Linked DNA regions of Homo sapiens: region 2 is linked to region 1. Evidence: chromatin loops called from intact Hi-C (ENCODE). Cell type or tissue: ascending aorta. All regions are shown on one strand. Links, peaks and the distances in the headings refer to the core of each region. The heading gives the core; the rest is flanking DNA.

Region 1 (12,150 bases), core at 3,501-8,500:
ACACTTATTAACTATGGAATTTTGAGCAACTTACTTCCTTTTATCAAGGGTGCAGTTTCTTCATTTGTAAAATGGAAACGATAATATGTATACAGCTAGGTTCTTGTGAGAACAATCAAGTTGTGAGATTAAATATGAGGACGTGTGATTCCTACACGCAGGCTAACATGTTTAGAATAAATCCCCCCCACCCCGCCCCTAAAAGCCACCATGTTGAAAGGGTAGTATAAAAACTGCCCCATCTTCCTGGTAAAGTGATCTAAATCTGGATTTGTCAACAATTTTTTCTTTCTCTGTTGAAAATTGAGCTGTATTCCCCAGGCAAGTCATTACATCTTTTTGTGCCAAATTGTTTTCATCTTTTAAATGACCCAGTAATCCCACTTTGGGCAATATACATAAGGGAATAATCCAAAAGGAAAAAAGAAGGCAATTTGTTCAAAGATGTTATTCATAGTGCTATTTCTGGCTCTTTATATATCCCCCTATTATAGCACTTATCTCACTGTGCTGTAATTATCCACTCCCCTTCCATACGCCTCCAAATTATCTTTGAATCAATCCCCAGCACCTAGCACAATGCCTGGCATACAGTAAGAACTCAATAAATGTTTGTCAACTCAATGAATAGGTAATATAAAAGAAATTTTAGAAGAAACTTGAATGAGCAATAACAAAACACTGTTTTTAAGAGATTATGCTAATTATTTGAAAACCTGGTAACTACAGACTGCAAGAGGGGCGCATGAGAAAGCCTCAGAAATGAGTTTTAGATGACTTAGTGTATGATTTCTGAGCATCTCTGGGCTTAGGCTGATTATAGTATAAGATTGCCAGGGGATACACAGGAGGATGAGGTCACAAGCTAAGTTGCTTTGGCCTGGTGGCTAGAGGATGGGGCTTGGTCAGAATTTTGGATTCTCTACCTGATTCAGCCACTACCTAACTTCTCCAAGACCTGAAAAATGAAGTATCTGCAGGAAAGCCCAGCCTGTTAAAAGGAATTACAGGGAACTGCCAAAGGGCAGCAACTGTGAATTCAAATGTAAATGAAAAAAGAGGGCTGGTAGGTGCCCTTGGACCGCAGTCCAGTCCTCAAGACAAGGAGAGGCTTTCAAACCCCAGCTCTTCTGGGCTCCCACTGAGCCTTCCAGACCCATCTCACATGGAGATTGAAGATTCCTTACCAGGGAGTTTACAGGAGACAGAAATCTCTGCATGAACAGACAACACCATGAAAAAACAACATGTTAAATACAGCCCATAAAGTCAGCATCACTCTGAACGTTCCTCATTCTTGGTGGGAAAGAATGTTTTACAAAAATACCCAGGGAGAGCAAAGGAAGCTGCACGTTCTGCAGGGCTTATTTTGGGGCGTTCCAACAGCTCTCAGCTGGGAAGCCAAAGGCAGGAAGCCACCATCCTCTGTGCACTGGCCCAAAGCTCAAGGTTAGAAACTAAATGGGAGAGGGGTGAGAAACAGATACTCTTTGGTCTTGGAACGCCAGCTGCTTATCTGGGCAACCCCCTAGGGCACCTATTTTCATTTCCCTCTGAGTATCCCAGATTCCTGCCCATTTAGCTCAGCATTTCTCTGAAGGAAATCACACTTGAGATCCTATAGACGATCACTCCCAAACATGCCCCAAACTTACCTCTCCTGCCCAACTTCTATGCCCTAGTCAAAGTTACCACCACATCACACCTGAATTACGGTAAAAGTCTAGCCTAACCTTCTTGCTTCTACCCTTGACTCCCTTTTACTATCAGGTTCCCTCCACAGCAGCTGGAAAGATGCCTGTAACACATAACCCATCACATCTGGACTCAGGTCTAAGAAGCTCAGGTCTCTCACTTACCACCACCTGCTAGACCCTATTCTTTTCTCCTGCTTCTTCCCCTGCAGCCCACATCCTGCCAGCACATCAGTCTCCTTCTGTTCCTCAAACACAAACTCCTTCCCACTTCACAGCCTTGACCTTTGCATTGACCGTCTCCACTGCCTGCAGTGCTCTTCCCCCAACTTCTACAAGGTGGCCTCCTTGTCACTCAGATCTCAGCTTAAACATAACCTCCCAGAGTCCTTCCCCACTCACTCACAGTCAGAATGCCCTTTGTGACTCCTCCCTTGGGTTACTTATCAGTCCCTCTTGTTTAAGTGTTCCTTTATCTGCCTCCTTCACACACCTGCAGCAGCGTGTAAGCACCAAGAGATCGTTGTTGTGTGTGTCTTACTCTTTGCTCTAAATCGAGTACTGGGATAATGCCCAGAACAGTGCAAGGCACCTAAGTGGAAACTCAATAAAGATTTAATAAAATTAGATGAATACATGCCACGGATGGAAGAAGCCTGACAGATTGTATAAAAGGATAGTAGCCCTGCACTGTGGCTAACATCCTGGGCTTTGGAGTCAAATACACATTGGTCACTAATGCCTTTGCCCAAGAGCTATAGCGGTTTGGACAAGCTTTCTCACTTCTTTAGGCCTTAATTTTCTCAAAAGTAAAATGGGGATAATAGCACCTGCCTTGTGGGAGTGTTGGGAGAGTTAGAGACAGGATGCTTAGTGTAAAACTCAGCACAGCCTAAATGTTCACTGTCATCAACAGTAACCTCCTCTTTCAGGTGAGAAAAGTGAGACTCAGAAAGGGGCAGGGCATTGCCCAGATGAAACATTGCATTATGAGCAGAGTTAGGTGGGGTGTGGTGGCTCATGCCTGTAATCCCATCACTTTGGGAGGCTGAAGCAGGCAGATCACCTGAGGTCAGGAGTTGAAAACCAGCCTGGTCAACATGGTGAAACCCCGTCTCTACTAAAAATACAAAAATTAGTGGGGTGTAGTGGCAAGTGCCTGTAGTCCTAGCTACTCGGGAGGCTGAGGCAGGAGAATGGCTTGAACCCATGAAGCAGAGGTTGCAGTGAGCCAAGATCACGCCCTGCACTCCAGTCTAGGCAAGAGAGTGAGACTCCATCAAAAAAAAAAAAAAAAAAGGAAGAAGAAGAAGACGAGCAGAGTCAAGTCAGAAAAATCATGGCCAGTTTTGGCCTACTATTCCACAGACTTAATAATTACTAAAATATTAGATATCATGCCACATATCTATATATTCTGCCTTGTTCCAGAAATGATCTGAGGTACCTGACAAAAGATGCTAATAGTTCATGATTTAAGTGAGAAAGTGGGTAAGGAGAGGAGAAAATAAAGCAAAGAAAGGAGAAAGGGATACAAAAAATAAGAGCTGGATGTCTCATACCATTTGCTAGAGGTGAGCTTTAAATTTAGCTATGGGCTTCCTAGAGCCCAATACAAAAGAAAGGAAGCATAGCTGCGTACAGCCCTTTGGAACACTTGCTTTATTGAAATGCCATAGCAAGGTGTAAGGAGGTGTCACCATCCAGTTGAGAAGCACCCTGATTTGTCACACTCTTGCCAATTAGAATCCAATATCTGCTTACTCCTGATCACATGCCATTCTTAGGTAAAATTAGTCTCCACTACTGACTATGTGACTTTGGGCCACTTACTTAATTAACCCTTTGAAGTCTCTGGTTGCTGTTCTTCTATAACATGGAGGTTAAAAAATAGTACCTAAATGGATAGACAAAATGTGGTATATTCATTACCACAGAATATAATTCACCCTTAAAAAGGAGAAATTCTGACCCATGCTACAACATGGATGAACCTTAAGGACACTACGCTTAGTGAAATAAGCCAGTCACAAAAAGACAAATACGGTATGATTCCACTTAGATACAGAACCTAGAGTAGTCACATTCATAGAGAAAGAAAGTAGAATGGAGGATGCCAGGGGCTGGAGGAGAGGAAAATGGGTAGCTGTTGCTTATAGGTACAAAGTTTCAGATTGCAAGATGAAAGAGGCCTGGAGACTGATTACACAGCAATATGAATGTATTTAACACTGCTGAACTGTACTCTTTTTTTTTTTTCTTTTTCTGAGACAGGGTCTCGATCTGTCATCCAGGTTAAAGTGCAGTGGGGCAATCTTGGCTCACTGCAACCTCCACTCCCTGGATTCAAGCAATCCTCCCATCCCCACCTTCTGAGTAGCTGGGACCACAGGTGCATGCAACCAGGCCCAGCTAATGTTTGTATTTTTAGTAGAGGTGGGGATTCATCACGTTGGCCAAGCTGGACTTGAATTCCTGGGCTCAAGTGATCTGCCCACCTCGGCCTCTCAAAGTGCTGGGATTACAGGCGTGAGCCACCATGCCCAGGCTTGAACTGTACTCTTAAAAACCATCAAGATGGCAAATTTTATATGTATTACACCAAAATTAAAAATAATATTTTAAAAAATAGTTCCTACTCAAAGGCAGCTATAGTGCCACAATAATTTAGGTAAAGTGTTTAGCCCTGTGCTTGGCACCCATTAAGCAACCAATGCTTGTCAGCTGTCCTTATTCAGAGTATTAGTATTCATACTGGTATTATTTACTCCAACCTCTTACTGTCCCTGTCCCTCAGCACCACAGAAAAACACCCCAGGCTTTCCTTCTTCAAGGCTCTCTCCTCCTGTCTCATGAACAGGGCTTACAGTCACCACCCAGCCTCAGCTGGTCACAGAAGGAGACAGATTGTGTACAGGTTCCTGGGAGTCCTGTGCAACTTCCCTCCTCCCACTTGCTTCAAAGCAGATTAGAGAGTCGCTTCCCCTCTCTTTAAAACTGGCCAGAACAAACATAGGTCTCAGAGCACTTCCTCTGCTCTATTACATCTGCCACCTAATGCCACTGGTAATAAAATGCTTCCCCAAAACATATTTCTACCATCTTCCCTGCACTGGAAAATAAGGCCCTCAAGTTGATCCGAGGCCAGGTGCAGCAGCTCATGCCTGTAATCCCAGCACTTTGGGAGGCCAAGGCAGGCAGATCACCTGAGGTCAGGAGTTTGAGACCAGCCTGGCCAACGTGGTGAAACCCTGTCTCTACTAAAAATACAAAAATTAGCCAGGCCTAGTGGTGCATGCCTGTAATCCCAGTTACTCAGGAGGCTGAGGCAGGAGAATCGCTTGAACCCAGGAGGCGGAGGTTGCAGTGAGCCGAGATCGCGCCATTGCACTCCAGCCAGCCTGGGCGATAGAGCAAGACTCTGTCTAAAAAAGAAAGAAAGAAAAAAAAAAAAGTTGATCTGAAACTGAGCTGACTACAAAGAGTTACTCCTGATGGCTGTGAAACATCTGAGGTGACGTAATAGGTCGGTGTCTTCTGGGTCTCTATCCTGCTTTGGTAGGCTTAAAAAGTGTGTGTGTGTGTGTGTGTGTGTGTGTGTGTGTGTGTGTTTAAAATCTAATCAGAATCAGGACTCACCTTTGAATGGGCATAATATTCCAGAATTCTTACAGCTTCAAGAATAGTGGTAGAGGCTCAGATGGGAAGCCTTGCTGAATTTCTCTCAGGGAAAATTGCATAATTTTCACTTCCATGGATAGAAAGGAAGTTCCACACTATTCATTCTGCCTTTTGGACAAGTGATCATCCCCTTTCGTGAAAGAGAAAGATATAGGGAGCAAAGGAGAGCAGAAGGTTGCATTCATACGACATTCACATGAACAAAAGAAGGGAAAGGTAAGTAAAAATCAAAGAACAAAAAGAAAAGAAAAGAGCCTCATACAAAAACAACAAATCTAGGCATCTGAGCCCATATATCCTAACGGGAAGAGGTCTGAACTAGAAGTAGGTTCTAGTCCTCAATTTCCCACCAACTAGATTAGTAAGTGTGGACAGTTCTAACATCTCCCAATTTCCTCATCTCGCAATAGAGGGGGCAGCTTAAGTCTAGGGGAAGGAGAACGAACTGAGAGAGAAGATCTGGGTTCTAATCCCACATAATGAGCCATCTGTCTTCAGGGCCTGGGTCTCTGCTGCCCATTATCTCACACTGTGAAATTAGACAGATGTGCTGAAAACTCTGCAGGACTCTTCCAACTCTGACAACTCATCAAATCTACACAGTGACCTGCACACAAGGTATTCCAGACCGTGGATGCTGTGCAAATGCTACACATCAACATTTTGCATACTCTTAAATCCCACCATAACTGTTTTCAAGCTAAAACTACCCCTCCCTACATGTCCACAGACATCCCGACATCCCTTCCAGCTTGTTGCTTTAGCCTTAATCATCAGACAACAGCACTCCCAAATTGTCTTTCTACCCAACTCAAGTTAGGCCTCAGATGAGAGGAAATACCTACTTTTTAAAAAATATACAAATATAATTTTTCTTCAGGCCGATCTTGTCTTGAAATCCCACTGTAAGAAGTACTCCCCTGGGAAAGCAGCTGTCCACACCCCCAAATAAAAGTGACCAGCACTCCCAGCAACGTGTCCCATCACCATGCAAGTGAGCCAGCCCACAGGCTGTAAGCCCCAGGTCTGTGAGCAGAAATGGCAGTAATGATGTACTCACACGATGTCCAGCCCCCACAGGCAGCTGGCCCTCCACTAGCCCTCACTCCCTCTTGCAGGCCCTCAGTCCACTACGGGACACAGCAAGGCGGTGGTCTCGAAGCCTGAAGGGAACAGAACTGAGACATTCTCGCCTCAGCTTCCAGAACAAGGGACAGAGGAATGAAGGGGGAAGGGTGGGGGCAGGGTGGGGGGACGACTTTGTTTCTGGAAACAAGAATTCAAATCCTGCTTCTCCTAAACCCTGAGTCACCTCCCTCTCTTCCAATAGATCAGCCTGGTGGGTAAACATTTCCAAATATGGAGAAGCAGGCTGGAGGATGTCAGAAAAATCACCCTTCTCTCTTCTCTGGCACTTGAAGAACATGCCCCACTTTAACAAAGAATTCCTTACTCGGAGTAAATTATTAACCGCTAAAGAAGTGGATTCTCAACCCTTCCATACACTGTCCTATTCCAGGAAAAAACCTCCTCCACCCCAAACAAGGAAGTGACTGGTCTGAAAGGCTTTAAGCTCATCTTAAGAATGAGACCATCCAGAATGCAACTAAATTTATGAAATAAATCATTAATTTGGTGGAGGGGAGATATTTTGGGAGATGCACCTGAAAAGGTCACAAGAATTTAAGCTATGGTTCCTATGATGGCAGGTGAGTCTCAAAACAACTCCTCTCGGCCGGGCACAGTGGCTCACACCTGTAATCCCAGCACTTTGGGAGACCAAGGCGGGAGGATCACCTGAGGTCAGGAGTTCAAGACCAGCCTGGCCAACATGGTGAAAACTGGTCTCTACTAAAAATACAAAAATTAGCCAGGCATGGTGGTGTGTGCCTGTAATCCCAGCTACTTGGGAGGCTGAGGCAGGAGTATCACTTGAACCCGGGAGGCGGAGGTTGCAGTGAGCCATGACTGTGCCATTGCACTCCAGCCTGGGCAATAAGAGTGAAACTCCATGTCAGCCTGGGCAATAAGAGTGAAACTTCTTCTCAAAAAAAAAAAAAGAAAAAGAACAGCCCCAAGTCTCTCACGCCCAAGCCCAGAGTCTCTTGGTCTGGGAGTCCTCCTGAGAATGTAATTTGGCATGAGTCCTTCATGGGCACAGACACCGGGCTGGAAGACTCAGAATAAAACCAGACTCTCAAGAGAACACTGTTGTCAGGAAAAGTGGGGGTGAATTGCTCAGTTTAACTTGTAACATGGATTCCAACCCTAAGGTTCTGTGATGACTAAGTTGGAGCAGTGAAGCCAATCAGGAATGAATCTGATCTAAAATGACTCCAGACTGAATTAAAGGAGGAGAAAGAGAGATCAGACACTAGGGGAAATGGTGTGTCGGGATATAGGAGGTGCTCCGAGATGGGAATCCAAGTACCACATCTTGGCTTCCCGGTGGTTCTGTTTCTTAGTGATCTCGTTCTACTGTTGGTTGTAAAGGCTTTCTGGAGGTCAGATGAGTCCTTTTTCAAAATCGTCACCCATTTCCTGGCTTTGGACTGCACCAAGAGGTTGCTTGTTCTCACCCCCAGGAAGTCTTCAAGCTATAAACAGCTCTGATCAGGGCATGAAGGACCCAAGCCCCAAACCCCAAGCCCAAATCAGTCAGTCGTTAAGATTTTAGACGAGTCAGTGCTCCTTGTGTAGCTTACATATTTTTCATTTACAAATTAGGCAGATATCTAGAAATGGTCCAATCATGTGTCCTAAAAGCAGCTTCTACTTGGTCTATCCAAAGGGTCATTACACATTCATTTTGATTATTTGTTTTATACTTAACAAGCATGCCGTAAGCAAACATTTATTATTTATTGTACATTTAATGAAGGAACACAAATATAAGTTACTATTAAAATAGGTAAGGAAACAGAATCAGAGGGCCTTCCACTGCATGCCAGAACCAGAATTCAGGACAGAGATCTCGCCATTGCAACCCTCCTCAGCGGGTGGGCGTGGGACGTCAAAATTAGGTCTGGAGAGCAAAAAGGGGTGGTCTTCATTCTGTCAGGAGCTCAGAGTCCCTTCCTGCATCCCAACAGGAGCATTCCAGCAAAGAAAGGAGATTATTCCATGGAAAAGAGCTTCTGGGAATGGTCTTAAGCTTTAAAAACCAAAGACCAAGGGGAGAGCCACAGAGATCAATATGAAAACCAGAATGAAATATTTTAAACGTACCCTCCATCTTGCAAACATTTGGAGATCAGTTTCCACATCCACATAGAGAGAGACCCTTCAGTTCCTTCAATATATGTGTGCCTCTCATCCTCCTAGCTCTGTGATCTCAAAATTAGAAGTGGCCATAAAGGCCATTAAGCCCAGTGCCTGCCCCATTGGTATTCCTGAGGTCTCCAGTGAAGCAAAGATCATTATCTCCTGCCACTGCAAATTCCATCTTTCCATCAGAAAGTTCTTCCTTACACGGAACTGAAATCTGGTTCCTCCCCGGCCTTCCATCCCTTGCTTCACGTTCTGCCTCTCAGGACCATATTTCAACCTATGTCTGTCTCACTGGTTTGGAATTTTTGTAGGTGAGTATGTACACTCGTTCCCTCAGTATCCATGGGGAATTGGTTCCAGGACCCCTGAGATACCGAAATCCAGAGATGCTCAAGTCTTTTATATAAAATGAGGTAGTATCTCCTGTATACTTTAAAGCATCTCTAGATTACTTATAATACCTGAGAATGCAAATGCTATGTGAACAGTTGTTATATTATATTGGTTTTTTTATTTGTATTTTTTTATGGTTGGATTTTTTTTTTTTTTAATATTTTCGAGCCTTGGTTGGTTGAATCCATGGATGCAGAAACCATGGATACAGAGGGCTGACTGTATATAGAAACAAAGCTATCCAAGACCTCATCCCACAGTCACTCTGGTTGTTCTCCTGACCACATCACACTGCTGACTTCTAATGCATTTTTTGCCAACTTGAAATCCATTCTTTTTGGATTTTTCCAGTGTGTTACTGCTAAGCAGTCCATTCAGCATATATACTGCTGGCCTTGTGGACTCACAAGTCATACCCTACTAAACACCCATCAGATGGACTTGTCTACTTTATTGAGAAACAACAGAAGATAGACCTGCAAGTCCAGCTGTTCATCTACCTCCACCCCACAGCCCAAGCCACATTCCCACCCTTTGTGGATGAAGCTCAGGGATGCAGATCCCATTCCAAGATCCCCACTCCTGTTCTCAGATCCTGCCAGACCTAAAACTGTCTCCAGGACACAAGGCTATTCCAAGCAACATTAAGAGAGAGCTCTGTAGGAAAAGAGGGTCTTGTCAACACAATTCTCAGAATAAGAAAGCAGCCAGCAGACAGGGCAGCAGGGTCAATTTGCTAATCACGGGGCTGGGAGCTTGTGATCCCTGACAACACCATTCTGAACCTGTGTCTTTCTAAAAAGAGAGAAAAAATGTTATTTTCTTTCACAGTTCTGATGGCACTGTTCGCCGTCAAGGCCCATGTAGTAAGTACAATGATGCCTCCCATTATTAGTGTGTTCTACCTTTTATTAAATGATTTCCCAGTCTCATTGAATCCCTTCCAACAACTATCCCAGGAGGTAGTATTATACCCAATTTAGTGATAGGAAGACTGAGGTTCAGAGAGGTTAAGTATATTCCCAAGGTCACACCAGCAATAAGGAGCAAAAGAAACACTGGTTTAGGAGACTCCAGTTCCAATTCTGTAGACTCCCTTTCCAATTCTGCTACATACTAACTGTTTTAACTCTGGCTAACTTTATTCTGAACCTCAGTTTCTACACCTGAAAATTGGAGATTAAAATAGGCGCTCTGCTTATATCTCAGAGCAGTTATAAGGATCATATGAGATAATGAGAGTGAAAGCCCTATGGAAAAGGGTAAGGCATTATAAAAGTGTAAGGGATTATTGTGTGATTACTTACAAATGACTGTGCATTCCATTACAAATACAAAAAGCAGTGAGGTCATTCGCAAGACAAAGAAACATTAAGTCTCTGGGAATTAAAGGAAAATGATTTGATGTTCTACGGGGTTATGTCTATATGCTGCTCACTCTTGCAGTTCAAAGCTCAGCAGCAGCTGTCAGATTTTCAAACTCCAAGTCACATATGTCTACAGGAAGGCTCAAGACAAAATCTCCCTTTTCAGCTAAAAGCAAATGCTGGGCCAAAAGGAGGTAATAGAGATGGACGTTTCAAAGACCCCCTGAGATTCTCAGTTCCGGAAACGTGGCCTGCGATGTTTTCCTTGGAGAAGCTGTTAGAAACACAGGCTCCAGTCTCTCTGAAATAAGCCCGTGGGGAAATAAACATACAGTAAGGAGCTATTTTCCAGAGAGCACTGAGGATGCTCCCAAGCATGAATTAATCAAGGGCACAAGGTATTTCAAGCTGCAGATACCAAAAAGCTAGTAATCTCCAACCCACTAAACCTCCCAGCCCGGCTCACAGAAGCTTACCCTGGAATTCTAGCATCCCTAGCAGTGGGCAGCAGGCTGAGCCAGCAGATGAGGCTCATTTACATACCAGGTCTTGCTGAAGATCACCTGGGGGCCGCAGGGGACCCAAGGAGCTCTGAGAGCAAGCTGGTCTGGCTTCCTTCAGGCCTTTCCCAACATGCCACTTGTCAGGATTCTCTTCAATTCCTGAAAAGAGCCAAGTCATCTCTGTCATTTGTAGAGGGGCCGGATCTTCGCCAGAAATCCATTCCCAAGGCTGACAAGCACAGAGCCCAGTGAGGTCTGTTTTCTGGTTTGCATTTTATCATTTGCTTCCTGTGCTGATCATTTGAGAAAGACACTAAAGTAATTTATTGCATAGATGTGTGAGCATCTACTATGTGTGCGTGCTTGAATCCCCAGGGATGTTACAGCAAAGAGCTGTGAGATACAAACAACTTCAAGGAGCTCACAAATCCAGTTCAAGACAGAGACTGACTGCAATTGAAGGACAAGATGTTGTAAACTCTATGAGTTCTGCAGAATCCCTCCCAATGGGTGGGTTAGACTTTTGGGCTAGGAATTAAAAGAGGATGGAGCAGGGGGGCACAGATGAAGGAACAAAGGGCATTCCGACAGAAGGAAATATTTAAGCCAGACACAGTGGCATATGTCTATGGTCCCAGCTACTCAGGAGGCCAAGGCAGTATTACTTGAGCCCAGGAGTTCAAGACCAGCCTGGGAAACATAGTGAGATTCCCATCTTTAAAAAAAAAAAAAAAAAAGAAGAAAAAGAAAAGAAAGATTTGAACCCCAGCAATGACTGAGAAGATATGACAAAGACCAGCAAGTTAAAATCAAGCTTAGAAAATGTGGGTGGAGCACGGTGGCTCACACCTGTAATCCCAGCACTTTGGGAGGCCGAGGCAGGCGGATCACCTGAGGTCAGGAGTTCAAGACCAGCATGGCCAACCTGGTGAAACCCCATCTCTACTAAAAATACAAAAACTAAACAGGCGTGGTGGTGTGTGCCTGTAATCCCAGCTATTCAGGGGGCTGAGGCAGGAGAATGGCTCGAACCCGGCAGGAAGAGGTTGCAGTCAGCTAAGATTATGCCACTGCACTCAAGCCTGGACAACAGGGCAAGAGTCCACCTCAAGAAAAAAAAAAAAAAGAAAAGAAAAAAAAAAAAAAGAAAATGTGTAGGTCACTAGTGAGAGAAGTGGGCAGATGGATAGAAATAAACAGAAGTTAACTCAGAAAGGTAGATTGAAGCCAGTTTGTTGTAGC
Region 2 (12,150 bases), core at 4,026-9,025, 54 kb before region 1:
TAAAAATACAAAAAATAACTGGGTGTGGTGGCGTGCACCTGTAACCCCAGCTACTAGGGAGGCTGAGGCACGAGAATCGCTTGAACCCAGGAGGTGGAGGTTGCAGTAAGCCGAGATCGTGCCATTGAACTCCAGCCTGGGCAACAAGAGTGAAACTCCGTCTCAAAAAAAAAAAAAAAAAAAAAAAGATATAAAATAGCCAAGTCAAGGTGGACTTATCACCTGGCAAAAGTACAAAAGTATCAGAGAACACACTGAAAAATGAAAGGGGGGTAAGATTGAGAGAGGATTCTACATGAATTTTAAAGTATTTTATAGCCCTTGGCTTAGGGTTTATGGTTCACTTCTACAGGTCAGCATCTACTACAAAGCCTGGCACCATATTAGGTATTATTAGTTCTTCATTGCCTTAAATAAGTGAAAGTACACACGTACAAATGAATAATAAGAAAGTAGAAATCCTCAATTCTGTTTTCCATCGTGGTGCCCTAGTTGATAATTCAGTTGTGAAAGTAAACTGACTGACATATCACCCCACCAATTACCAAGACTGATTCACCAAATACTATGGTTCACATGATTCATGACTAATTCAATCCCATCCTCTACCATCTTCTGGCTGTGGGTGGTGGGGGCAGTTATTGTGTGTTTTTATCCTGCTTTACTGGGTAGGCTGAAGCCTGGAAAGGCAGAAAACACGACGCAGGCATAAAAGCACTGAACGAGTCTCTGTTATGCCATCTCTTCACCATGTGACACTGGACAGCTTCTTCACTGTATTTCAGCATCGCTTTGCTCGTTAGTAAATAGAGGGTAGCATTCCTTAGCCTGCCACCCTCGTGGACCCATTAGCAGGGTCTAACAAGTTAATAGGTGTTAAAGGGGTTAGTCTACATAAAGCCCTTATACGCCTATGTCACATATCATACTCCCCAAAGGATTAGTCATAGTCAACAAATTATTACTGTTTATATAATGGTCTTTCCTGTGGTTTTCTCATAATAGCACCAGGCATTTGTAACCATTAAAATTTATGCTTTTGACTGAAGCAAAAGATGTATTGTGCTTACTGTCCCTAAATCTTCTTGTAAACTATTTGTAGAGTCTATCACAGAACCCCAGCATCCTGATTCATTCTTCTCAACACCACTCCTGACCCAATGACTCTGCCGTGTCATCGTGTACAGCTTCCTCTCTTTCAACAGACACATACCTCTGCAGTAGCAAAAGGCTCACAGAGAGCTCAAAGTAAAGATGAATGTCACACATGGAAGCAAACGCTTCCCAAAAACTAGAACCGTTAGGTGGAACTAGACTGGGAAAGGAGGTGAATGTTACACAAAAGAATTTGGTCCTAATATTACGGTGAGCAGGCACCCACAAAGAGGATTCTGTTTTTGTTCTGTTTGCCGTTAAAGAAGATAATGGCACGGTCTTTTTACAAGTTGATGAGCTCAGTGTCACCGGGCATACCAAGTACATGCAATAGGAAACATAAACAGACAATCTGGAAATATATTAAATTCATGCTTTTAAGAGCTAGAAGAGGCCTTCAAGGTCCACTAGCATGTCCACTTGCCAGACGGAGAAATGAAGGCCTCAAATTGCAAAGCATCTTGACCAAGTCACAGAGCAAACTCGTGGCACAGCTGTCATCAGAACACAGATGTCTTTGCTTCCACTCTCTCTGGAGCCATCCCCCTGCATCATAAGAATTAATCCCCTCCTTCTCTTCCTCCCAGGACTTGGTGGCTGTGTTATAGCAGCTTCCAGGAAAGGGACCACAAGCAGCAAGGAAAAGCCAAGTGCAGGTTTCTTTAGTGTTGCCCCTGGTTCTTCATTCTCAGCATGAATAAAAGGGACTATTATGGGTGCCTCTTAAACCACTATGGCCTTCTCGGAGCCATTGTGCACAAGTTTGGGACATCAGCTGCCATTAAAGCCCAATGCTGGAATATTTTCCTAAGACCCAATGGAAACTTCCTCCTTCCTTTATTTCAGCTGAGAAACTAACGTCATCCTTTCAGAAGAGAAAGGGAAGAGGACAACTTTGGTTTGAACCCTCTCCCAAAGAAGCAGAAAATTGCAAACTTTTGCAACAAGACAATTTTAGTCTGTTGAAAATAGACTACAGAACCCATAAAGACCAATAGGAGCATTTAAAATCATGCCTTATCTCAAAGTGAAAGTGACCGTAGTCCACCTTAGGGCCAGAGTTTTACAATTCTATTTCTTGTTAACCTTCTTAACATCTGTGACAGCAAAGTGTCTCATCCGATTACTGACTGGGAAACCAACACCTCAGTCTCACATCCCTAATTCCGTCTCTTGAGGTGTGAGGAAGCTGTGGAATCTGCCTTCTGCTGCTCCCACTTCTTCCACAGAAAAGGCTTCAATGCATGAGAGAAGCAGACAACTATCAAGGTCATTAAAAGTCTGCATTTGCTTAGTGCACAGCTGTCCCTGCAACTATGTGTTGAACATACCTACATTTCTTCTCCAACAATAAGAGGGGCAAGTGAAAGAAGACCATGAAGATGCAGGAAATGCATTCTTCTCTACCCCGAGCAAGAAATAATCTGTCAATTGAAGATTCATAATGCATCCAAAACATACTTCAGGAAATCACAAAGAAAAATTCAAGACTGGGATTTTTGTTTTTGTCTTTTTAAGTTCAAGCCACAAAAAGTATTTGGAAGAATTAGAAAATGCTTTCACTGGGGAATTCCACAGGAACTGGAAAATCTCGGGCAAAATTAGAACCAAAGAAAACAGAAATAGTAGAAATCTCGAAGATCATCAAATTCAACCCTGCTACTTTGCCATTGATTAAAAACAAGCCAAGGAGAGTTTTGCAGCTGGGTGGCAGTGGAGTTGGGCTGAGAACCCATGTCTGCTGACTGCAAGAACAATTTCTTAGTCTTCACCCCATGCCAGCATTGACTTAAACACTGACTCCAAATTAAACCGACATGTGACCAAAAAGAAAAGGGAAAATAAACTGTTCCCTGTGGCAGATGCTTGGAACATTAGCTTCTTTCTCAAAACTTCACAGTTCATGTTCTGCATAAGATGGAAACCAGCAAGGGTCCTGTTTTGCCAGTTATGAATGCACATTTCTGAGGAATGCATTGCATGTCTGGCATTCTCCCTCCACTCCTGCTCCTGTTCCTCTTTTCGCCATATATGGCACTGAGCTCTGATGCCTGGGTCACAGAACTCAGGCCTTGGGTATGAATGTAATCTGGCTTCTGAGCTGTTTGTCTTTACTGGAAAACCGATGAATCCATCTAGGAAACATTTACTGAAATGCAAAAGACAGGAAGAATTGATTCAAACTCTGAACTTGAGAAGAGGAAGATTCTTCTTTTGCTCACCCAAAGAAATACAAAGCACATTTTGAGAAAAAAGTGGCAAGTTTAACACACGTAAGAGGCTTTCTTTCTGAAGAATTGTTTGTGTGTGTGTGTGTGTCCACACACACACGTCTGTGTGTTTGGGAACGAAGGTTGTTCTTATACAAGCATTAGAAAGAAAAAGAAACTTAGGCCAGTTGAGAAAAAGGAAAGCATCTAAGTAATCCGTGCTCCTATCAAAGATGCAGAATACTTTTGTCACTCTGAAAAGTTCTCTTTTGCCTATTCTCAGGCAATCTCATACCACCTCTTTCCTGCGAACAACCACTATACTCTGATTTTCTATTACCACAGATTAGTTTTGCTTTTTCTGGAACTTCAAATAAATAGAATCATACCCTAAAGAAAAGAAAAGAAAAGAAACGATAAGAAAAGAAAAGAAAAGAAAAAACTGATACTAAAAAACAAGGCACGGCCAGGTGTAGTGGCTCCCACCTGTAATCCCAGCACTTTGGGAGGCCAAGGTGGGTGGATCACTTGAGGTCAGGAATTCAAGACCAGCCTGGCCAACATGGTGAAACCTCGTCTCTACTAAAAATACAAAAATTAGGGCGTGGTGGCACGCGCCTGTAGTACCAGCTACTGGGAAGCCTGAGGCAGGAAAATCGCTTGAACCCAGGAGGCGGAGGTTGCAGTGAGCCGAGATCGCACCACTGCACTCCAGCCTGGGAGACAGAGTGACACACACACACACACACACACACACACACACACATAAAAAAAAAGGCACAACCAGCTAGCCAATCAGAACATGTGTTAGGCATCTTTCTTGATATAACTTTATTTCTTCATGTGATGCTTTATTTCCAAACTTTTAACAAGCTACATTTCAGAAACAAAATCTTTTTGAAAGCAAGGATAACCTGCAATTGTCATTTCAATTTAAAACAATTATTAAGTTTTTATAATTCCAAGCAATATTGTTGAAAGGAATTGTACAAAGAGAATTCAATATAAACATTCACCAGCCAGGTAATACTTAAAAGGAAAGAATGATCGGAGCAGGAAAAGATATTTATTTTGAGACGGGGAAATCAATACCCCAGAAATAGAAACAACTTGCCCAATGGCACACAGTTCAATAGGGTTAAGGACTCATAATTTCAACATGGAGCTCATAAAATTGAAAAAGGAAGTAGAAGGAACAGCATAAAGATATTACGATCTCCAGGAACAAACACAGAAAACAGCCACCTATTAACCCTTAACAGTATGTCGTATTTACTATAGTATATGATCACCCACAAACCAGCTTTGTTATTTCAACAGCATGTTTTATATCTCCTAGGACTCAGGATGGGTAAAGATCACATCCTATACTGATAGACCCCTGGAGGCAGCAATCTTAATTAGAATTCGAGGTCCATCAATTCTGTGAAGTATAACCTTGAGCAAGTTATTTATCTTCTCTATATTTCTAGCCATTCATCAACAAACTGGACATAATAATTTCTACCTTATAGGGTTGTTGAGAAGATGAAATAGGCCTGTAAAAAGTATCTACCTAGTAACATTTGAAATATATGTAAGCGGTTAATAGGTAGTACCTGTTAATAGAATATTCATTCATTATTCCTGCCACGAGGAGAATGAATGATATGGCACAATGGCGTAAGTCAGTAAGCCTAAGCTTCAAATCCCCACAATCCTTCTCTACCTAACTGTGAACTTGGGCGTACAGGTATAATCTCATTGAATCTTGTTAAATTACGTTTAGCCTAAAGCTGCCTCCTCCGTCCTAACAGGATGTGTAAACAGGATGCAACCTACTCTTGTACCATTCACAGAGTTTCAGCCAATCAAAGACAGCCAACTGTTCAAACCTATTCAAATAAGGAAAACACCAAGCTGTAACCAGTCCAGCTGTTTCTGTACCTCACTTGTGTTTTCTGTCCGTCACCTTCTTTGTTCTGTCCACAAATGTTCTTCAACCAAATGGCAGTGCCAGATTATCTGGTTTGGGGCCTGCCCAATTCACGAATTGTTCTTTGCTTAATTAAACTGTGGAATTAGATTTGTCTAAGGTTTTTGGGGGTTGTTTTTTGTTTTGGTTTTGTGTTTTTGTTTTTTTTGTTTTTGTTTTTGTTTGTTTTACAGTCTCCTTTGCCCCAGAGTTGTTGTGAGGCTCAAATGAGATCTTAGCTGGGAAAAGCTCTTTAGAAATTGCCTTGCAATGTGAAAATGTAAAGCGTGGTCACAAAGGTCAGAACCTTCTCTGAAGAATAGCAGAGTGTCACGTGCAGGTAGGTGCAGAATAAATATAAGTGGAGGAGGGAGAGATGGCCCGTGCTCTACCTTCCTTTTGCAATGCAAACTCAGCAAAAAAAAAAAAAAAAAAAAAAATCCTTAAAAATAGTTGGAATTCCATCGATTCCTCTCATAAGTGTTCCTAAGGCAGAGGCTATAGTCCCAGAGCCACAGCAATGGTGGCAGGACTACCACTCAGCTGAGTGTAAGAACGAAGTGCTGGCCCTGGGTTGCCAGACACGCAAGCCCGGGTTTAGGGATGGAGGTCTGGGGGGTCCTGGGGCTGACATCCCCCTTGAGAAGAATCATCTAAAGTGAGCATGCTAAAAGGGTTTCATCAAAGCCCATGTCAAGAAACCAGCAAAGGTCAAATCTCTTACTGGACACATCTTCCTGATCTATAGAGGATCTTTCTCAAGCTTGAAAGATATACAAAGAGGCAGAAAGCTGAAAGAATGCTGAGCACAGGTCATCAGGGCTGTAGGGAGCCTTAAAGCAACTCCAGTACAATGGCTTACTAAGTGGGTCCACAGAGGCACAGAGCTCTTCTGGGGAGATAACTCGGCCCTGGCTAGAAGCCTATGAGATCTTCCACCTTTTAACAACAGCACCACCATTTAACTGCACTTTGATTATTTTACATATTGAGATTTGACATCCCATTTTGTGAGGGATTTATAAAGAGTTTCCATGAAGAAGAAACATCTGAAAACACCGACATCCAAAGAACTTACTATTGTAGGTTTCACAGCCAGTTATTACCTGAACTAACAGAGATTCCTCAGAAAAAGTCCTGGGAATGAGGGGCTAGTAAGAAACAACCAAAAGAGGACAAGAAAGCTCCAGAGAGCATGCACAGCAGTGAGCGAGGTCAGCTGAGCCTCTCAAAAGCCTGGAGATCCCTAGAAGGACTTGAGAGGCAAGAAGTCAATGATCATGGGAGCTAGAGGGAACAGAATGTTCCAGGAACTGACCCCTTCACGTCTCTCCACCACACTCCCTCTGGGTTCTCACACCCAGGTACGCTGCTGCTCAGGAAAGATCTTCCTGCTTGGAGGAGGGACTTGGAAGCAGAAAAGCAAAGCAGGAAAGAGGAGAGCACATGCTTTTTCTCTTCTTCTGACTCTTCTGAGGTTACTGGTCAAAATCCTTCATGAGTAACAATGGACTTCACCTTCCCATTCCTCTATCTTTCTATCTGCCAGATAGGCACAAGTAGATCCATACCAGCTCTAGACGGGTTTGGTGAAAGGGCCGGGAGGATTCTGTAATCTGCTCAGTAACGGCAATAGAAAGTGCTAAATAAGTGCGTCAAGAAATATTTCTGGAAGAGCTATGCAACTGGAATGCTTGGAGAGCCACCCGCATGGCAATAACTCGATCTGTCCTCATTTTTTAGAACAGACATAAACCCGGGTTTAAAAAAGGACTCATGGCTCCAAAGCAGCCAAATAAATAAATAAACACAAAGAAATCTCTCAGTGACTTATGGAAGCCATTAATGAGAAAGTTATGTACATAATAAGAACTTGATTTCCTTTCTCTCTCTCTCTCTCTCTCTGTCTTCCCCGTCTCTCCTCTCCTCCCCTCCCCTCCCCTCTCCTCTTCTCTTCTGTCTCTCTCGCGCTCTCTCTCTCTCCTTTCACATCTTCTCCCCAGCCACTTTTGGTAGTGAGCAGTTTGCTGTGTATCCAAGGGAAGCGACAGTCTCCTGCGCTGTGCGGCCAATCCATCTAAAAAACGTATCATCTGTCTGTGCGGCAGAAAGCCCAGTTGGAATAAGCAAGTTCTGTGCGTTCAACTAGAAAACACTTCTTGTTCTCGCTGTCAAAATAATTCTGTATTAAACTTCTGGGATATGTGACTAATGTGCTTGGAACCTTTGGAGTGACTGGTTTATTTATTTTAGGGAGGGGAGTGCTGCTGCTGCTGCTGGTGAGGGTGGTGATATAGAAAGAGGAGGAGGAAGAGAAAGGGAGGGGAAAAAAGGATGGGAAGAACACACACATGGTCTGCTCAGAGATCTCACATCACCTTCTAGAAGCCTGCATTGCCGCACTTTGTTACAGAAGCATGAGAAGGAGCAGAACCAGGCAGCAACAGAGAAGTAAAGACATATAAAGACAGGCAATGCACACTCCCCAGAGTTAAGGTTGCCTAAGAGTTCCTAAAAAGACTCTGAAATGTATAAAGTAAAAGCAAAACACATACACACACACACACACACACACACACACACACACCAGAGTAATCCTATCACAGCCCTTTTACAAAGCCCATGACAGCTCCTTACTGATTACCAAAAAAAAAAGAAGCCTCCAACATTACAGGAAGGCATAGGAAACTTCTCTGATTGGATACAGATATCTCACCTCCAGACTCAGCCTCCCACTCCCAATCTCTCTAGATATTTTCATGTCTCTGCTATTCCCTCTGTCTTAAAGACTCAGCTCTTTCTTTCTTATTTGTTAAAGTCCTAGCCATCTAGCAAAGCCTAAAACAATATCCTTCCCCCAATCCCCACAGCAAAGCCCTCCCCAATGGCACAAACAGAACACCTTGCCTTCTCACAGCGTTCCTAACTCTAGCATTGATCACTCTGTAGCTTGTCTCCAAGTATTGTTAACTGTTGGAAAACTTATTTACCTATACCTGTAACCATCACCCTTCCTCCCTTCCCCAGACACCAGTCTCCTTGTAGCACCCAAAGCATGAGCACACACACAAACATGAGCTCTTTCTTCGCAGACAGGGGTCCTCTTTCACTATCTTAATTTCTTCAAGGCCAGCCACTGTGATGCCTCCATATACAGGCCTTCAGTAAGCACATGGCCATAGCTGAACTTTTGTGCCATCCACGGAAAAGCATCTTTAGCGATAAACTCAAGAAACATAAAACAAAACAAAACAAAACAAACAACAACAATAGCTGAAAAATCTGCAGAAAGAAAAGACCAGGAATTTAATTCGTGCTAAACCTCTAAAGTCAGTTCTTAAAAGCTGCTTTTCTCTCTTCTCCAAATCCAGTGGTTTTGTTCAATGCTTCTCTCCTGCTTTGAGTCAGAAAGTGGGTGGAAGTTTGGGGAACTAAATGAAGAAGGGTGACGCGAGCAGAAGGCTTCCAGTGGAAAACAGATGAGGAGATCAGGTAAATAAATCTAAGACACATCATTTTTATGACCTGACAAATAATTGCAGGTTGAAATCATCTGCTTACTTTGTGTTTTGTTTTGCTTTTTTATTTTCTCCAGCTACTTACTTATAATATTCATATGTTATAAAAAGAAAAAAAAGGAAAGAAAAGAAAGAGAGAGAGACACACACAGAGAGAGAGAGAGAGAAGAAAAAAGGTGTTTGGGGGTGGCGAACAGGGGTGGGGAAGTGACCAGGACAATGACGAAAGAACGATTTGGCCTGTGTGCTGCTGGTCAGCTTTGGCAGGCCCTCACCCTCTGAACTTTCTCTCCAGAGAGTTATTTGACAAACAGAGTTTCAGAAAACAATTTTCACTTTCTTTCTCCAAACCCCACCTCCCTCCCCTACCTCATTTTAAAAATCAGCTCCAACCTCCTAAAGAGGAAAAGAAAAACTAAGACCCAATTCATTTTACATTTTATACCACTTAAGGAAAAACATTTCTCAGAGCAAATGCTTTATGATTCAGAGAATAACATATTCTCATCCCGTTTCCTTTGACTGCTACAGCTCTCCTCTCATTCCTGTCTTCTCCTTGCCTTTCTTCAACTTGGAAGTGGTTATTTGCCCTCAGATGTGGCCTCATAATTATTCCCATTCAAAATCTCTCTCTCTCTTTCTCTCTCCCTCTCTGTCTCTCTCTCTCTCACACACACACACAAAACTAATGTTTGTTCCTATTGTTCTTGCCTTCATTAGAAGGTAACAGATCTATAAAAGGTAGCATGTGCACTTACTCATTTTAAAGAAAGCTTAATAAGCACCTACTAATAAGCATCCTACTCTCCAGCTGTTTATATTCTAGGGGAGGAGATCAAACATGTCCAACACAAACTGCTCAGCAATGTCGAAGGTGATATGTACAAGACAGGCCTACATGACAGAGCTCACCTAGCTCTGGGAACTGTGGAAGGCTTCCTACATAATACACCTTGCACACAGTAGACCCTCCATAAAAGTCTGTTAAGGGGATGAATGAAGAACAAAATCAGTGAGGATTCACTTGAACATGGACTTAAAAGAATGCGTAAGATTTGGGCAAGCCAAAATGAGAACGCCAACAGTTTAGGAGTGAGAGTGACAGCTACAGGGAGGCAGGAAAATGAGAGGACGCTCCCAGCAATGACTAGAAAGAAGTCTGGTGCAAAAGAAAAATGCTATCAGTGATGGGTTAGAAAGGTACTTATTAAATGAGCTAAGAAAAAACTTTCTACGTGACGGATTATGAGCTAGTCACTGTTAAACCCTTTACAAATATTAACTTATTTAATTCTCACAATGACCCTATTCCTATTCCACAAATGAGGAAAGTGAGGAGCAGGGAGGTGCAGCAACCTCCCGGGGAAAGTGTTGCTTGGTGCTGGAGCAGCCTGGCTGCAAGGTGTGGCTCATAACAACTACCTTACTGTATCTCCACAGCCTATCAATGTCTGGGAGGACAGATCATAGAAAGCCTTAAATGCCAGATGGAGGAGTCCACGCTCTCTTCCATATGCAAAAGGAAGCAACTGAAGGTTTTGAGAGAGAAAATAATAGGGTTGGATTTAGGGAAGATGAATAATTTGGCATTTGTGTTGAAGTCTGACTGGAGCTGGTGAATGGATTAGCGCTTAAGTGATGAATCAACTCCAACATCACCCGCTACCCTCTGCCCCATCATACCCTCATAAATCACTGTGTCATTGTTATGTACATAGTCCAACAGGATATCCAGTAATTTTTCTGTGTACACTCAGACTCTGAAATTTGATTTGTATATTGGAATAGTTTGTTCCCATCTGATTTCCGGGCCGAGGATTCCATGGAGGGATGGCATGGCTGCAGTCAGCAGTGAATGGCCTCTTAGTCTAGCCGGAACACTCCAAGAGGCAGCATTGTACATGTACTGAATAGTCACAAAAATAGCTCAGCTAAAGGACACAGAAAAAAAAAAACTGCACTCTTTGGAGCTGACGTATTTTTCCTTTTCTCCCTCTGCCACTGTTTCTATGACCTAGTAAGGAGGCATCACTGTAGAATGGAAAAAGCACTGAACGAAAATTCAGGAGACCTGGGTTCGAGCACAGATTACCACTTTTTTTTTTTTAACATGATTTCAGACAAGTTCTAGATTTCAGTTTTCCTATCTGTAAAATGAGAGACTGATTCTTAACTCGAGTGATTTTTTTTCCCCGTGTGTGTGTGTGAGACAGAGAGAGAAAGACAGAGAGAGGAGAGAGGAGAGAGAGAAAGAAGAGGAGAAAGAGAACTGAGATAGAGTGAGAGACAGAGAAGAGAGAGAGACAAGAGAGAGAGAGAGATGAGGGGGTGTCAAAAATATACAAGTGCATTTGGGGTGAGATAAGTTTATTTTAAATCTTGAATCCTTTAAAAACGTTACATAAAATAGAGCTGAGAACTAGGTTACAGAGGGTGAGTTAAGATTTTAAAACTTGAGGTCTGATAGCAAAATGGACTTCTACAAATAAAATGTCACAGTAGTTAGCTGTAAGGGGTGGGATTACAGGTACAATCCTTTTCATTTTATAGTTTCCTGTATATTGAAAACCTATACATGAGTACATATTACTTTCACTGTTAAAAAAAAAAACACTATTTTCAATATCTATTTTATTATTAAGAATTTTAAGACTACCCATAATCGTGCTTGGTAGGGAATATCGGTAGAGTCAAGCAGCTCGTTGGCAATGTGAGATGCAGTCTCCTCATTTTTGTAAAGGAAAGGCAGGCTGGAGACCATCATCATCAACTCTGCACTGCCTCAAACCCCTTCGGGGTATATACCCTGGCTTCTAGATGTGTCCTCTTCCCACCAGCCTGGGAGAGAGCCGAATCCCATGCATTCGTCAACCCCAGCATGTAGCACAGTGCCTGCCACATCCTAAATACTTAGGCAACAGTTTCTAACTTAAGAAACAACCTTTCTAAGAACCACTACAGTAGGAAATGAAGATAATATTCAGTTATATCTAACGAACTGTGGTGCTTTTGTCTTTGTTTTATAGACAGAGTTGCACTCTGTGACCCAAGCTGAAGTGCAATGGCACCGTTCTAGCTCACTGCAGCCTTAAACTCCTGGGTTCAAGCGATCCTCCCACCTCCTCAGCCTCCTGAGTGGGTAGGACTACAGATATGTGCCACCACATCTAGCTAATATATATTTTTTTTTTTTTTGGAGAGACAGGGTCTCACTGTGTTGCCCAGGCTGGTCTCAAACCTTTGACCTCAAGCAATTCTCCTACCTTGGTCTCCCAAACTGCTGGAATTACAGGCATGAGCCACCATGTCCGGT

What was found. Hi-C counts contacts between places; a loop is a spot of excess contacts. Peaks named below come from ENCODE experiments on the same cell type or tissue, not always from the same donor. Only the 100,000 strongest peaks of a DNase experiment are listed, where the experiment ranks them.
Region 2: a loop joins it to region 1, with 4 times the contacts of the local background. A loop is called at or near these places in 20 of 110 quality-filtered maps.

Annotation. Positions count from the first base shown.
Region 1 is chr3:188,207,117-188,219,266 of GRCh38, reverse strand. All of the region lies in intron 1 of LPP (LIM domain containing preferred translocation partner in lipoma), which reads right to left. Among named protein-coding and RNA genes, the nearest start is that of FLJ42393, 35 kb to the right of the region's middle. RefSeq lists an enhancer at 5,125-5,274. In ascending aorta, for the core only: no CTCF peak of the experiment used is centred there; DNase peaks (open chromatin) are centred at 4,577, 5,183, 6,546 and 7,526; H3K4me3 peaks cover 4,711 bases; H3K27ac peaks cover 5,000 bases.
Region 2 is chr3:188,261,627-188,273,776 of GRCh38, reverse strand. All of the region lies in intron 2 of LPP (LIM domain containing preferred translocation partner in lipoma), which reads right to left. Among named protein-coding and RNA genes, the nearest start is that of FLJ42393, 89 kb to the right of the region's middle. In ascending aorta, for the core only: no CTCF peak of the experiment used is centred there; DNase peaks (open chromatin) are centred at 6,616, 6,956, 7,426 and 7,559; H3K4me3 peaks cover 2,417 bases; H3K27ac peaks cover 5,000 bases.